2 separate regions of the Mus musculus genome follow, and region 1 is linked to region 2. A link is a loop called in an ENCODE intact Hi-C map of the cell type or tissue named here. Cell type or tissue: heart. All regions are shown on one strand.

The links. Peaks named below come from ENCODE experiments on the same cell type or tissue, not always from the same donor. Only the 100,000 strongest peaks of a DNase experiment are listed, where the experiment ranks them.
Region 1: it touches region 2 in a loop (10-fold over the local background); 35 of 42 quality-filtered maps call a loop at or near these places.

What each region holds. Positions count from the first base shown.
Region 1 is chr12:100,846,083-100,854,082 of GRCm38, reverse strand. It overlaps Dglucy (D-glutamate cyclase), which reads right to left. Exons shown (of 13, transcript NM_145448.5): 8 at 3,710-3,970; 9 at 770-869. Among named protein-coding and RNA genes, the nearest start is that of Gm36572, 44 kb to the left of the region's middle. In heart, no CTCF peak of the experiment used is centred here; a DNase peak (open chromatin) is centred at 4,422; H3K27me3 peaks cover 1,585 bases.
Region 2 is chr12:100,921,557-100,929,556 of GRCm38, reverse strand. Ccdc88c (coiled-coil domain containing 88C) reads left to right here. Exons shown (of 30, transcript NM_026681.5): 25 at 492-730; 26 at 6,189-6,377; 27 at 7,962-8,000. Among named protein-coding and RNA genes, the nearest start is that of A630072L19Rik, 13 kb to the left of the region's middle. In heart, a CTCF peak has its summit at 3,133 (motif pointing right); no DNase peak of the experiment used is centred here; H3K27me3 peaks cover 1,490 bases.

The DNA.
Region 1 (8,000 bases), 75 kb after region 2:
ATTCAGATTCAATGTACATACTGGAAAGAGCTGAAACCAGGAACCTAAAGAGATGTTTGTCTGCCCTTGTTCTGAGCAGCACTACTTAGAACAGGCAACATTTGTAGTAAAAACAAAACAAAACACACACACAACAGAAAGCACCGGAGTGCATTGCATATAGAGCCCGTCTGAGTCCTGTAACACTGAGAGTCCGTATTGCTTTTTAAATGCATATACTGATCTGCAATACACATTGTGTTATTGTAGGTTTAAAAAGTGTACAAAGCACTGTGTAAGTTATTAAATCTGAAACTAATGACAAACAAGGGGTTCTCAAAATGCTTGACCACAACACACAGCAATAAACACACACACACACACACACACACACACACACACACATAAAGTAGGAAGAAGGAGGGGAGGGGAGTTTTTCAGGAGAGCACTTTTCATTACTATACAAGCTGAACAATGCTATTTCTGTTTTGTTTTCTGAACGTTTTGGCTACCCCCACCCCCCAGTTGAAATGGTTTGATTACTGCAAGATCTCTTTGTTGAGCAACTGCTAACTTCGTTTCTTATTTTGTCAGATATGGGGGCCATCTTTCCCTGCTGGCATGAATCTATTTCCAGACATGCTCTATGGGGCTCTAAGCAGACCCCAATATCCCCAGCCTCATGCCTTTTCTTTCATAGGATGAGGTATTCAAAAACTTTGTCAGCAAGGTTACAAGGATGTGGTCTTCCCAAGTAACATGCACTCCATCTGGGGTACCATATACATACCTAGGAGACTTAGGGTCCCCATCTTTGCACAAAAATGCCCGAGCATCTTCCATGGATCTTCCTTGGTAAGTTAATATGGGAATCGGTGTCTTTAGAACTCCTTGAGAATAAAGACAATGGGTAGCCACATCAGTACTGGGGCTGTGGTGGGCTTTTGAGAAGTATCTTTAGACAGTACTATAACATTACTGAGTAGTGTCCTTCAATATGCTTTGATAGAATTCAGCAAAGCATAAGTTTACTTCTAGTTCTGACTGAACTACAGAGTTGGCAGGGGATAGGGGGTTGAGCTGGATCAGTATAGACCTGGGGATATGCTGTATGTTAGACGGTCTGTTCTGGCCCACTGCCAGCAGAACTGTGCACTGTGTAGATGCCTGGGTGACAGGTGGCCCTGCACTTGACATGTATGTTCTCATTTACATTTCATAACCATGTTCCATAAAGTGATTGTTACATTGTTTCACTTTATAGAAGGAGAAACGGATGCTCAGACACCAGGGAAGTTGATCAGAGTCAGATACAGTACCTGTGTTGGTACCACAGCTCCACTTCTGTCTTAATTTTTGTTACTGTGATAAAATGCCCTTACTGAAAGCAATTTAGGGGAAGAAAGAGTTAATTAACTTACAACTCTAATCTGCAGTCCATCGCTGAAGGGAAGTTGAGGCAGAACCTTGAGCAATTACGTTACAACCATGGTCAAGAGCAGAGAGAAATGAATGCCACACACCGCCTGCTTGCTGCTAGCTTCTTCCTCTTTTATACTATCCAGGAGCCCCTACCCAGGGCATGGTTGTGCCCACAGCCCCACACAGACATGTCCAGAAGCCAACTTGATCTAAATAAGCCCTCAACTGAGACTCCTTTGTCAGGTGACTGTAGGTTGTAGCAAGTTGACATTTTAAAACCAGCCATTGAATTCCTACTCCCAGATCTTACTAGTTCCCTCTCCAGACAAACATTCCTTCAGGGGAGAGCAATAACAACTGAGGCAGAGTTCCAGAGACTTGGGTTAGTGTGGGGCTAGGGAGTCATGGGACGGGCATAGCAGGCTCCAAGCAAGAGTGAGGTTGAGGCATGTCCAAACCCTAGAAATCTCATTCTGACATGGGCAGGACTTGGATTGCTTCCCCACTCCACCCTGGGCCTGCATGACCTGGCACATGTAGTCCTGCACCCCCCCCCTCTCCCTCCCCCAAGAGGTCACATAGCCCTCAAGCCAGGTTAAACTTTCTCTTCCCTTATAAGGTCATGTCCAGCAGCACCTGGAATTCTTCTTTATGCAAATGAAGCATCCCCAGCACCCTGGCCTGGGCCAACAATATACACTCACCCTAAAGCCTTGTCCCACCTCCAAAGGTTTAAGTAGCCTCTGTTCTCCCCCCACCCCCTATTAAACAAGCTGAGCTGTCTCCTTGAGAGTCAGTTCGCACTGTGCTATGCTCACAGCTGCCTGTGAGTCTCTTTTGCTCCTGGTCTTTCTGCCCTACTTCTCCTCTCAGGATCCCCTGGTTGCAATTAAGGCCACCAACGGTAGGTTGGTACTTGTATGATAGTGATTACAAAGTGAAATTGATTGTCAAAAAACATTTTGTGATCACAAATAACACACATTATTGTAGATTATGTGGAAAATAATATACATATCTCCCCAAATGAAAATCATCTGGTTTTCATTCATCTATCTCTTAGCAGTTAGGGGAAGAATCGTGGCTTTTTCACAGGCTCAGGGCAAATCTTCAAGGAGAAGGAAAGATGGCCAACAGGGCACCCTGGGCAGTATCCCTGGACTCAGGGCTTAGAGGTATGTGACCGTGAACAAACCACATGAGCATCCTGAGCGCCTCCTCTGTAGAGTAATGGCCACCTAGTCACATTGCTGGGGTGGCACCATGATGGTCTGTCAATTTCCTGGCTGGGGTCTGGTGAAAGTGGGTGCTGAGTGAAGCCAACCTTCACCCCCCCTGGCTGCACTGTGTCAGATGCTAGTCAGGGGAATGGGTACCAGGGAGCCCAGCCAGGCAACATGAGGCACATATCTGAGAAAGGACACACAAAGCCCCTGTCAAGGAGGGTCAGAAACCCCTGTCACGGAGGGTCAGAGAGATGTGGCTCCCTCCTCAGAGCTATGGAGTACAATCCTTGCTGGGCTCCTGCCCATGAGAGGGGAGAAAGGATTCTGCTAAACATAGCCACAGAGGAGAGTCAGGTGGAACCTTCTGTTGGCCCTGGAGCAGAGCTTGACACAGTCACGTGTCCGGCAGTTTTCTGGCCTCACTTGCTGATCTGTCTAGTATTCCTTGGTGCCTCCTCTCCTTTCTTTTTGTGAGGGAACCCAAGGTGAAACCCTAGCTTCATCCCTGTCATCCCCACAGTGGTCTTCCGAGAGCTTCCCCCATAGAGGTCACATGTAACTGGTCTCAGCCTCCTTTTCCACAGAACAAACAACCTGCCTCTATCCTTAAACATTCTGGTTGCCCTGCAGGTGGTTTCCTGGGAGACAGAGCCAGGAAGCTGAGGGAAGGGATAGGGAAAGTGAGGAGTGTGTGTGTGTGTGTGTGTGTGTGTGTGTGTGTGTGTGTGTGTGTATTTTTGAGTGTTCACTAAGATTTATGGCATGGGGTTCTGGCTTGGGTTCACATGGCTTTGGACCTCCAGTGCACTGACTGGTGGAGGTGGTTGGGGAAATGGTCACCGTGTGGACAACCGTGATTGATTAGATCACTTGGGCTTTCTGAAACCTCAACATCTTTTTCTATAAAATGAACCTCTTGTTGCTTATAACAAAGTTGTTCTAGGCTTGGAGATAAAGCACCCTGTTACAAGGACACATCCTGGAGCTGTGTACCTGGCTGAAGGTTGGCACATTGCTTTCTTCCAGTCTCTGCCCACGAAGACCTGCTTGGGGAAATGGCTTGACCCCACCTCACTGCTCACCTTGCCTAATGGCGTCTTCAACAATCCTCATATGCAAGTTCAAGGCTCTCTGGTCTACTACCATGGCGGTCTCCTTCCCCAGAGCCTGTAGGAAGGCAGCTAAGGCGATGGCTCCTGGTGGGCCATCTGTCTCTTCTGGGGGCTCATGATTGAAATGTGTTGGGAATCCAGTGGTGACGAGTACGGAGCGGGCATGAGACAGTGACAAAGCAGCTTGCAGTAGCTCATCTTTAAGTAGTAGGTGCCCGATTCCTCGGTTCCCTAAAATTACAAAAATAAAGTAACATATCTAGGTGATGGTGTTTAAGGTGGATACACTGATAGTTCCGGTTGGTTTTGGTCCAGAAGTCACGTGGAGGAGTGTGGCAGTCTGACCTGTTCATATGCATTCTTGTCCCTCTGACTCCCACCCCTCTCTTAGCCACAAGACTGGTTTGGTCTCAAGGTACATAAGGAAGTGATGGGTGCCCTGCTGAGCCTAGCCCTGTCCTTTCCTGTGCCTCTCCAAACACACCTACCCTCTTTTTGTCCGAAATGTTGATTGATAGCTACAGCAGGTCTGATGGCAGAGCTGCTGGGACCCCAAGTGTCTGGGTAAAGCAGAGTCCCTCCCTGTTGACCCAGAACACTCTCAAGTCATTCAGGATGCTGTTACAGGGAGAGTTGCCTATTAGGGTGTCAACTACATTGCACCTCTGAACTGTGCCTCCAATAATAGAGTCAGGTATTGACTGCCCTCTAGTGGAGAAGTTGAGCAAGTGGGGAGCTATCTGTAGAGGAACCCAGTTAGTCCCAGGGAACACAGATGAGGGACAGTAGTTAGTGCTAAGGTTGCCCAGCCGGGCCAGCTGAGCAACACCACTTCCTGACTCTTCATACCAGCATGCCTCTGTCTACCATCAGGTCTCTTCTACACAAGTGCCATACAGAGGCAGAGTGTGTCTCTAGCCGAGCTGCCTTTAGAGCAGGCTAAAGGGATGTTGACTTGCAGTTGAGGGTCACAGAGAGCATGAAGAATGCTGGCTTTGGATCCCTACTATGGAGTAACTGCTCTAGACTGAGAGTAAATCCATACAGGACCTGGCTCATGATAGCTGTGTGTCGTTAGTCCTATCTTTGCTTCTTCTACATGGATAACAGGGAGGGTAGCCTGGGTGGAAGACGTCTCTGGGGACAGAGATTCCCACCTTCTGGTTGCTGGAGTAGGAGCTGGAAGTTGGGGCCTGGAAGGTGATTTTTTCCCTCTTCCATGTGGTGTCTGGCATCCCAAATAAAGTAGTCGTAGGTATGTGTAAAATTCAGTGAGAAGGGGGTTAACTGTGGCATTGTTTAAGGTACCAGTGATGGATAATTAGTCAAACGGTGGCACGTTCGCACAATGGATCCTTTAAAAAGGATGCTGTCAACTGAGTGACTCATTCCTGGGATCCAGCTCTCCTCTGGGGAGACTGAGGCAGGAGGATTGCAGGGAGTTCAAGGCTAGCTCAGGCTAAAAAGTGAGACTCTGTCTCAAACAAATAAACAGTGTGTAGATGTCGTGAAAAAATTATTTCACGGTATGGAAAGTAATTACAGTTATTTTTAAAAGTCTCAAAATACTATCATGGTGGAGTTCCTGTATGCAAAGATTTGAGCTAAAAGAAAGACTTTAAAGGTAAACACAAGCCTATCGATAATTTATTGATTGTAACGGATTCTGGTAGTTTTAAAAAGTGTGTGGATAGGTGTATGTGATGGTATGTGTTCTCGCGCATGTGTCTGTGTGAATGTGCACATGGAAGCCAGAGACTGAGGTCATGAGTCTTTGGTTGCTTTCTCCAATTAATTTAAATTTAAAAGTTTTTTGTTTTGGTTTTGGTTTTGGTTTTGGTTTTGGGGGCAGGGTCTCTCGCTGAACCCAGAGCTCACTGATTTGGCTGGGCTCGGCTGAATGGCCAGAACGTCTCAAGGATCCCTTGTGTGCCTTCTTAGTCCTGGAGTCCCAGGCACACACTGCTGTGCCATGCTTCTTGTGTGTGCTGGGGACTGAACCCAGCTCCTCCTGCTGCCGACCTGGCAAGGACTTAACTAACTGAGCCAACACCTCAGGCTCCGGGATTCGGGTAATTCTTATGGCTTATTTATTTTCACACATTTTCCTTCCTAAGACTTAGTTTTATTAATTATTAGATTCATTTTTGAGACTGGGTCAAGTCCCAGTCTTGCATTAATGGTCCCCCTGTCTCAGCCTCTTAAATGCAGGGGTCAGAGGCATGCACCACCACCCTGGCTACTTTTGTGTATTTTCTGATGTTCGTACAATGAACATGAAATAGTGATGACAAGAAAGGAGAAGAATAACATCATTTTGTACAATAAAATTGGATGTAACATGGTTCATGGAATCTGATGAGTAATATATTAAAGAGAGGGTGAGGGGGGAGACTTGGGGCAACTGAAGGCTGTGTATATGGATGATGATTTTATTACCAGGGCAAAAACCATTACTATAAATTTTGCATCCTCCATGTCCTCCAGACATATCATATGCAAGTCAATGTCCTCTTAAAGATGACTGAGTGCCTCTATTAATAAGCTCAGTAAATAGTGCCTAACATGCCGCACACCACCATTAATCATATCTGCTTATTTGAGTGGGAATCAAAACCATCTATTGTTCTTGCGGATTAAAGATGGTTTTTCCTAGACGGACTCAGCACATCAGACAGTCATCAATCTGCCTCCTCTGGGACTCAGGCTTCAAGCCCCGCACCAATCTGCAAGAGCGCCGATGGGAGGCAGGCGTTGTGTCTGACCTCTCTGCTCATCCTTACCAAAGCAACCGTAAATCTGCTGTCGGCTCCTTCTTTTAAACTTAAAGCTAATTACAGAGTTAATAATTCATCTTTCCTCATGACGCTATGTTAAATGGGGGAGCTGTCAGCTTGGGTAAGGCTGTATGGGAGGAAGAAACTATCATAGAAAAAAAAAAGAAATATCTACCCAGGAAAGTGAGGAAGAACTCTTTTTTAAAACTACATTTTTAAAGGTGTCTCTGTGTGTGTGTGTGCGTGCGTGTGTGCGTGCATGCGCGCACGCCTATGTGTGCTCTACTTATGTGTCAGAGATCAGAGGGCAACTTGCAGGAATTGTTTCTTTCCTACCACGTCAATCAGGTCATCAGCTTGCTGACAACTTGTCCTTATCCACAGAACCATCTCACTAGCCCTGGAACACTTGTTTTGATTGCCCAGGTATGAATATGGCACACCATGTAAGACTCTATGTACACCTGGCATGACATAACCTCAGGGTGTTCCCGTGGTAGGCATGCATGATGAGTTTCCTGTGTGTTTATGTGTCAATAAAACCTTAGTCTCCACACAAGGAATGAATGAAGGAGTCAACGAACCAAGAAAAAGCCATGTCTGGTAGCTTATCAGGGAGCTTAGTGACTGTTAGTGTCTACAGCCTCAGGGTGCAGAAGCAGCCATTTCTAAGTGAGGTGTGCTCCCTTGAGTCTTCTGTCTGGCCAGCAGGCTTCATAGGACTCTCAGAGGTCACTGGACTGCCATGGGATCAGTTTTCCAGTACTGTGAGGCACTGCTCTCTTCAGAGGCAGCTCTGGCTTGTTCCCGGGAGTCTCCTCCCCAGGCTGGCTCTGCCCTCTGTGCCCCCTGGGTTCACCCATTGATCCTAACATCCTTGCCTGGGAAAATGCCAATTATTGGGGCATTGGGAGAGGCCATAACTCCCAGAAATTGCCAGATATTTGAGGTATGTCTGCCCTCCAGTTTTAGGAACACATCTCATAAGAAGATACAGGGGGAGTGGGCTATGAGCTAAGGAATGCTAGAGAACTTTTTAACTGGCCAGGCAAGAAAATAACACACAACTTATATTTCAGATTCTAATATATACCGCATGCATAAACCATGGCCAACAGAGTCAGCTGACAAGGGCTCAACATCTTCCACAACCAGCTACTGTGTATTTTCACTTCCCAGGAGTACCTACTGTGTATTTTCACTTCCCAGGAATACCTACTGTGTATTTTCACTTCCCAGGAGTACCTGCTGGGTATTTTTACTTCCCAGGAGTACCTACTGTGTATTTTCACTTCCCAGGAGTACCTACTGGGTATTTTTAACTTTATATGTTTTGGTTTCTTTTACTAAATGAAGTTAACAAAAAATTGTCTCATAGAGACAGCAGAGCATTTACTAAGATCAGATGGAACATGCATTTACTGATTATGCCCAGCAGGAGTAACTGTAGCATAACTAATGTTCTTGCTATTTAGCACAACCCT
Region 2 (8,000 bases):
GGGGCACAGTCAGCACCAAATACCTCCTATACCCCTGATGGGGCTTGCTCAGTGCCAGGGGCACAGTCAGTGAGCACCAGCCTTGTCATTGGTTAACTTGAGCAGGTAATATGCCTAAAAATGACTTTCATGGGAAAAATAAATGAATAGCTAGTTATTACAGCCTCATTTTTACACATCCAGATGTGTAAGGGTACTATGGAGGTGCTCTTCCGGGACACCAGCATGGTTCCTGATACCACATACTTCTGCTACTGCTTAGCTGCACCAAAGAGTCTGGCTCTTCAATTCCAGGTCTCAGGTGTTCAGATAAGACCGTGATAGTGTTCATGAACATAGTCCTCTTTTATTGAGGGTACTGGGATGGAACCTGGGGCCTTGTGAATTCTAGGCAAGAGCCCTGTCACCAAGCTATACCTCCAGCTCAGTGCCATGGCTTGCCTCTCTGAGCATGGGTTGTAACTTCTAAAAAAATTTTTTTTTCTAATTAGGAAGAACCACTGGATTGGAGCCAAAGCCCTAGTCAAACTTATCAAGCCAAAGAAAGAAGGTTCCAGAGAACGGTTAAAATCCACCACAGATAGCCCCCCCTGGCAGCTGGAGCCCTCAGACCCTGCCTCGCCATCTCCCTCTCAGGCTCTCAGATCGCAGACGGAGAACCCCGACAACCCCCCATCGGGTCCAAACTGTGTGGAAGAACGAGACACCCACAACGGGCCTGTGGGGAAAGGTAGGTGCAGCTGCCAGACGGGTCAGGGTAAGGATAGAGGCTCTGAAAGTTCCATTCACTGATGGGGTATGCCGTGCCTCTGTGGGGATGTGGCACTCTATGTGTCCATGTGAGCATGCCCTCCTACTCGGGCATGCCCACAAGCCCATCTCAGCTATGGCCATGTTACCTAGAGTACTTGGGAAACACCATTCATTACGTGGGCTGGTTGGTTATTCGAATGTCCAAGGTTGAAGCTTGGTCAGGCAGCCTAGGGGCGCACAGGAACTGATGTGTTGGGGCTCCCTCGGGTGTGGCAGACATTATGATTCGCTCTTTTTTTGTACAGTGATCCCTGGGGCATTAACCACATCTTTCACACACCCGCCCACTTTCGCTTTCGGGAAGTCCTGAGTGGCTGTCTCTTTCCACCATTTCAAAGGCATCTTGGCTTGTCCTCCACACAGATCTGTCCTTGAGGCCTGTAGCCTCAGGAAGGACACTGGGGATAGATGATTGGAGCTGGCCGGGGACTCTGAAGTTAGAGCAGGAACACTAGTCAAGCTTGCTGTAGTTCATTGATGAGTGGCACTGCCGCTGGTAAATGGCAGATGGCGGCGGCCTTTCACCTCCGAGGGTTTCATCACATTCCTGCGCTGTAAAAAAATCTCATCTAAAAGATACATTGTTGGGGCTGGAGAGCTGGCTTGGCAGTTAGGAGCACCTGGCTGCTCTTGCAGAAGATAGGGTTTTGATTCCCAGCACCCAGATGGCAGCTCACATCTGTAACTCCAGCGTCAGGAATCCCATGCCTCTTTTTGTCCTCCTCAGGCACTGCGTGCACATGGTGGACTTAGACAGATCCAGGCAAGCAGTCATGCACATAAGATAAAGATCTCAGACTAACAGACTCCCCTGCCCCTGCCCTGCCCCTGCCCCTGCCCCTGCCCCTGCCCCTGCCCCTGCCCCTGCCCCTGCCCCTGCCCCTGCCCCTGCCCCTGCCCCTGCCTCCTGAGTGCTGGGATTAATGGCATGTGCGCCACCATGTCTGGCTCTTTTTTAAAATAAGACATTGTTGTGCACACGTGCAAAAAGAAGAGCTTGGTGAGGTAGCTCGGGTACAGCACAGTCACTGCTTGTACCATCTCTGCCAGGTCTGTAACAACTGAACATTTCTAAAGCTGCGTTCAGATTTACCATCTGGTATGGTATCAGAAATGACTGTCATAGAACCTGAAATACAATTTACCTGAAGCCCTAAAAAGCTTACTGACTTACTGGGAGGTGGGTTATTTATGCCAGATCTTCACCCGCGTAGCTTAAGCATTTATCTATTATTATAGAACTTTCTGAATGTACGTCAGGGAGTCCAGTGCTCTTGGGGTGACGGGATGTTGAGTAACAGGTGCCCTCTGTGTGGGTGAGGTCACATTCACCACTACAGGTGGTGACGTCGTCAGCTCTGAGGACGCACGCACCCGTCAGTTACATCTCTGTTGTGGGGTCGGGAGAAGGTGAAAGGTGTGTCAGCGCTGAGGCAGCAGTGAACTGTGACATTTGAGACAGGATCTCCAATGATGAGGTGCTGTAGGTCTGTCTTATCTGAACTCACTGCATAACCCAGACAGACCATGAGCTAGTGACAATCCTCCTGCCTCCGTCCTGGGACTACAGGTGAGAGCAGCCACACCCAGACCTTAACTGCCTCTAGACATTACCTTAACATTTCTTACAACCAGAGAGGGCCTGTTACCTCTGGCTTCCATACTGGCAATATTTTAATGTTTCCCACTTAAGACTGTATTGTTCTTACAGTTAACTGAATTTGCTATGTTCAGTTTAACTGAGTTAAGAAAACTTTCAAAAGCTCTGATACGGTGGCACATTCCTTTAGTCCCAGCACTCTGGCGGCAGATCTCTGAATTGGAGGCCAACCTAGTAGTCTACAGAGGGAGTTCCAGGACAGCCAGAGATACACAGAGAAACCCCACCTTGAGGGGTGGGGGTGCAGTGACAGCAAGAAAGAAAACTTAGGAGGAGTGTCTACCTGGTGCAGACTGCCACTGGGGGCTGAGTACCCTTTGAAATACTTTACAAGCCTTGTGTCCCTTCTAATCCATAACAACCCATGAAGTGGGCATCAATCACTGCTGTCCATTTTTTATTATTTATTTAGTTTTTAGAAGGTGGTCTTGTGAAGGGAACTCCGGTAGTATTTCTTTGAACACCAAGAAAGTAAAACTGATACAGTAATAGAGATCCAAGCCCAGGTGTCTCAGCCTCAGGCTCCTAAGAGGGCACTCCCTTCAGTGAAAGCAGCTTGGGTCCCTGCACATTCCACATAGTCAGGCTGTGGAGTTTTGTTTAATGCCTCCCTCAGCCGTGGTCAGTATCTAGAACCCTTATTCTGTAATGTGGGATGTGACCACTAGGTGGTGGTATAGCAAAAGACATAGAAAGTCTGGTCTCTAATCCTAAACCAGAAATCTGTTGGCTCACTTGATAAATACTACTACTGAAAGGTATGTTCAGAAGCTTAGATGAGTCGTCTGCTTTGTGGGGTCTCTGCTTTAAAGGCCAAGGAAGGGTGGGGGCGGGGAGGGGGGGTCCGAAGGGAAATAATTCTTCCAGGTCTTAGGAGGTTGGGGTATGAAAAAGACATTATAGTGTTTTTAAATACATCTAGCCAAGGAGGTGATTTTAGAATTACAGACTGTTGGTAGGTGTTTCGGGTAGACTGTATCCTGACAGCGGGCCAGCCTGTCATTAGGTGTGTCCGGTGTCCTGGAGTGGGAACGGCAGCTGTATGTGAGCTGAGTGAGTAGTCAGGGAGCCTGTCATTAAAATGGCTGAGTAAGAGATGCTGGCTGCAGCCTTAATGAGCATTCTTATTCAATAATTTAACACACTGAAATTGAAAAATCCTCCAAACCAGTGGCTCCTGGGGCATTGTGCAGCTCTCCTGTTGTGCTTCGTGAGTAATGGTTGGCACCAGGGCGCCACTAAATTAAATTGAGTCAGCGCCTAAATGGTTCTGGCCTGGGTATCAGGCGTAGGTTGGCCAGGATTCCGCTTCCCTAAATACGTTTTGCTGACTTAGACTCATTTGTAATTATTGTTCATTTCATTTGTGTTTTTTTTTCTTCCTCTTTTCTCTCTCTCTCTTTTTCCTTCCTGTCACAATGATAACAATTTAGCATTCCAGCGCAAAAAGAGTCCTTTTTTGAGAAGCAAAAGCAAGGACAAAGACAAGTCTCCATTGGTCCATCCAGCTCTCTCTAAACGCCTGCGGTTCTGGTCTTCCTCTGACATCCCATCCTCCCCTAACGAGTCTGCCTCTTTCTCAGACATTGGGGATTTCTGATCCCCTCCTTTACCATGTGTCTACATCATGTGTCCCTCCTTCATTTCAAAATTCAACCAACAACCAAAAGAAGTTAGTCCCTAAAGGCCACTCGGTCCCTAGCGGACCCCTGTCCCTCCCCCAGTTCCAAAGTAGCCACCGTGGATTCTGATTGCAAACTAGAAGATGACCTGTCATGTTTCCTGGACTGGTGCTTCGGCACAGCACAGTAGTAGGGGACCCCCGGGATGTACGTGCAGTAACTTGTCCTTGGGCCAGGAGATTCATGCTAAGTAAGTGACGTGACCTCATGCTCCGCCCCCTCCCGCATCTGCAAGCTTCTCTCGTGCCCTTGTGCAAAGCGGAAGTGGCCAGTTGTCGCTATGCTTCCTAAAATGCCCACCGGCGGGTGAGCCACCTTTCTAAAGATTTACTTGTAAGCAGCTGAACCTTGTCCCCTCTCTTTGTCAGAGCAGAGTCACTGGCTTCTGCCCCCGAGCCCGCAGTTCTGTGTTCTGAAGGATTCACTGCTCTGTTGGAACATTTTGAGTAATTGAACCGATTTTGCCAGACTGAAGTTTTATGACTGTGCTGCAATTCTCTGGCATCTCGGATGGTGAAATCCAAGCCACAGTGGACAGAAAGCATATCAGGACATGAGCCACACCCAGAGCAGGGGAAGATGGTGACCAGAGAGGTCACCCCACTGTCATGTCCCCATCTTGAGCCATTCTTACACCCCAGGTCTGATTTGGGCCATAGCCCCCTGTCTCCTATGTGCAGTTTTTACATATTCTCCCTTATTGCCAGTGCCAATGCACTCAGATGGAATACAAGTGTCACCTTAGAAATCAGGTGGCCATAGTAAACCTGCACCTGTGACAGTGTTAAGGTCATCATTGCCACTGACTTCAGCTTGTGACCCTGTCTTTAAGAACTCCAAGCCATCAAAGCTCCCGGTCCCAGAGTCTGTCCTCCCCGCATGCTGTTAGAATCGTGCTTGTCTCTGTCTGGTGCTCCTGCTGTCTGCCCGCCTCACCTCCCCCTGGACCTTCATTTCCGCCTAACACAGGAAGGCCTGTCACTCATTTCCACTTAACACAGGAAGGCCTGTCAGTCACTGTTCAGTCTGCCAGACTTGTTTCTTGCTTCTCATAAGGCTGTCCTCCAGAATCCACATCCCCCTCCCGTTCACATCTAAGATCTGGGCTTTGAAAGCCAACAGAGATGAGCCGTGAAGTTGAAGGGCTGAGGAGTCCGGTTTATGCAAGCGCAACCTCCACCTGCCTCCTGGTCTTTGGGCGTAAGGCATAGGCAGTGTACAGAAGGCCTGGCCGGCTGTTAGAAGTGCTCCCGTGTTTTTGTTTTGTTTTTGCTTTTGTTTATTTGGGGTTATTTTGTTCTGAGGTACTGGGGATCAAACTAAGGGTCTTAACACATGGCATGCAAGCACTCTCCCACCTCAGCTGCGTCCTCGGCCCTTCCTGCTCCATCATATCTCTTATCTGGAGATCCCAGACTCAATCCTATTTGATTTTCTCTTTATTTGTGTAGGGGATACTTTTTAAAAATATTATTTAATTTCAACAGATATATATGTTTATAGCAGAAAATTAACGCTGCTTAAAAGCGTACGATGAGAGGTGAAGACCCCCACGAAGAGATTATAGTTACTCCCCCCCCCCCCAAAGAAACTCTTGTAAGCTTGGCAGTGAACTTTTTTGACACCCCGAGAACTCCATTTGTCAGGGTCCTCAGAACCTCAGTGGTGGGTGTGGAGAAGAAGGCATCTGCAGATACTTATTCGAGCTGTTGAGACAGGACTTGGAGCTATGTACGGGCCGCAGAAAGTGTGCCCTACAGCAGACATTTGAACCATCCAACCTTTTTTTTTTTTTCTTTTTTTTTTTATCCTCTTGAGTTCTATTTCTTCCTGCCAGTTCTGATGCTAACCATGTGGTCCACGCTGGAGCCTGAGCTAGCCCTGTGGTGCCCTCCTTCCAGCTGCAGCTGGAAACCCACCCAGCTTGTGTCTCTGTGGTCTGTGTGCCCTGCTGCACCTGCTTTGGGCCTCATTGTGCTTGCCCAGCCTTGGCACGGGTTTACAACCTCATTTCTCAATGTCTTCTGCCCCAGGCCCAGGGGATCTAAAACCAAAACGAGGGTCCCCGCGTGGAGGCAGTGTTGACCGCACAGACACCTCCACTGACCCAGCTGTGAAGTCCTGGCCCTCGGAGCCTGGCTCCCGGACCTTTTCAACCTCAGCCACCACAGCAGCCCTTTCCAGCTCCACTCCTATCCCCAAGCACCTAGGCCGCACCAAAGGTGAGTACGGCCCCTCTAAAGGGTGAGCTACGGGCCTGGGGCCTGCCTAAAGACCAGACATAATATGAACAGAGAGAGAAGCTGATGAAGAAAGATTTCTGAGTCATACTTTGGTGTAAGCCTTGTCTCTGCAGCCAGCCAAGTGATTTTGGCCAAATAATTCAGCCATCAGTAGGCCTAAGAACCAGGAGGAAAACCTCAGAATCCACCAGCAGCAGAGGCAGCAGCATTCAGGCATTGGCAGTACCAGGGCTGAGCTAAGAATACCAGGCAGTTCTCTGGAGTCAGGAGGTATTTTCTCTAAAAATGATGAATGAGAGAGTCTCTAACCCAGAAGTCTAGTGACAGAAGCAAGGGCGTACATCATCAGGGAAGGATGTGCTGTGTCCTGGCGCTTCGGAGGCTGTATGTGTTCACACCTCAGATGCAACATCTAGTTGTCTTTGAGTCTAATTATGTGAAGGAAGCCCTAGCCAGCTGACTTGGTCAGATGTTGCCATAGAAAGCCTATAGAAGCTCAAGGATTCTGTCAACAACCAAGAAGAACCTGCAACCCCAAGCAGAGAACAAACAAACAAATAAATAAATGAAATTTAAAACAATGCAAAAGTCACTGACCTAAAGTGGGGTGTCAGGAAGAATTGCTAAGAGGATGTTGAAATGCCTAGCAGTGATGCAAAAGGTTACTGTGTTCCTGAAACAAGAGCAGGATGGCATGGAGGGAGCCCGAGCTAGTGAACACGGGGAGGAAGGAATGCTAAACTGCTGTAACTAACCGAAGAGAGTGAAAATACAAGAAGAAGAAAAAAAAAAAAAGACAAAAACCCAAACCAGCTGAGTATGACTGCCTCTGCGGGGCTAGAGCTACACACTCAGCCCTGGGACGCTCGGGCACACACAGCCTTTATGCCGTAATTAGAGAGTTGAAGCGACACACAGGGTTCCTAAACTCTGGGACCCTCACGGTCTGGACACCTGCTGCCAGTGGGTAGGTAACTGATTTAAATATCTTTTCAGAGGGGACCCTACATTCAGTGCTCAAGCTTGGAGAGGCCCCATGATGGTTGGCAGGAAGGTTCCCTGACTAATGTCCTGTTGGGAGCTGAGGGCACAAGGCTTGCTCATCCTTCCACCTTGGGTGGTGCATCCCAGTTTGCCTCCTTCCTCTTTTCTCCTGTCGTCCGATGGCATTGTGTCCCTAAAAATGGATTGTTTCCACACCCTCTGCTTTTGGCTTCCTGGCCTTTGGGGTTGGAAGGGTTCCTGGGGCACTAGGACATCTGCTCCCTTCCCTGGTCCTCAGATCGAAGCATACATGCATCTTCCACCCCTTCGTTCGCAGGCACAGAGTGTGAGTTAAAGTTAAATGGAATCGGTCCAGTGTGTTAGCCCGTCTCCTCTTTCCATCTAGATAGATGAGTTAGAGGCACTCTGCGTACCGTGTCCCTCCCCCTAAGAACTGGACCTTGCTGTGGTTCTGGGCTGAACAAAGGCATGCGTTGGTCACACAGCCAGGGGCCAGGGTCTTCCCTGCGGGTTTTAGGCATTCTAAACCCCAGCGTATTAACTTTATTCTCATCTTAGGTTGTAATTCAGATGACAATCTCTGTGAGCCATCCTCGG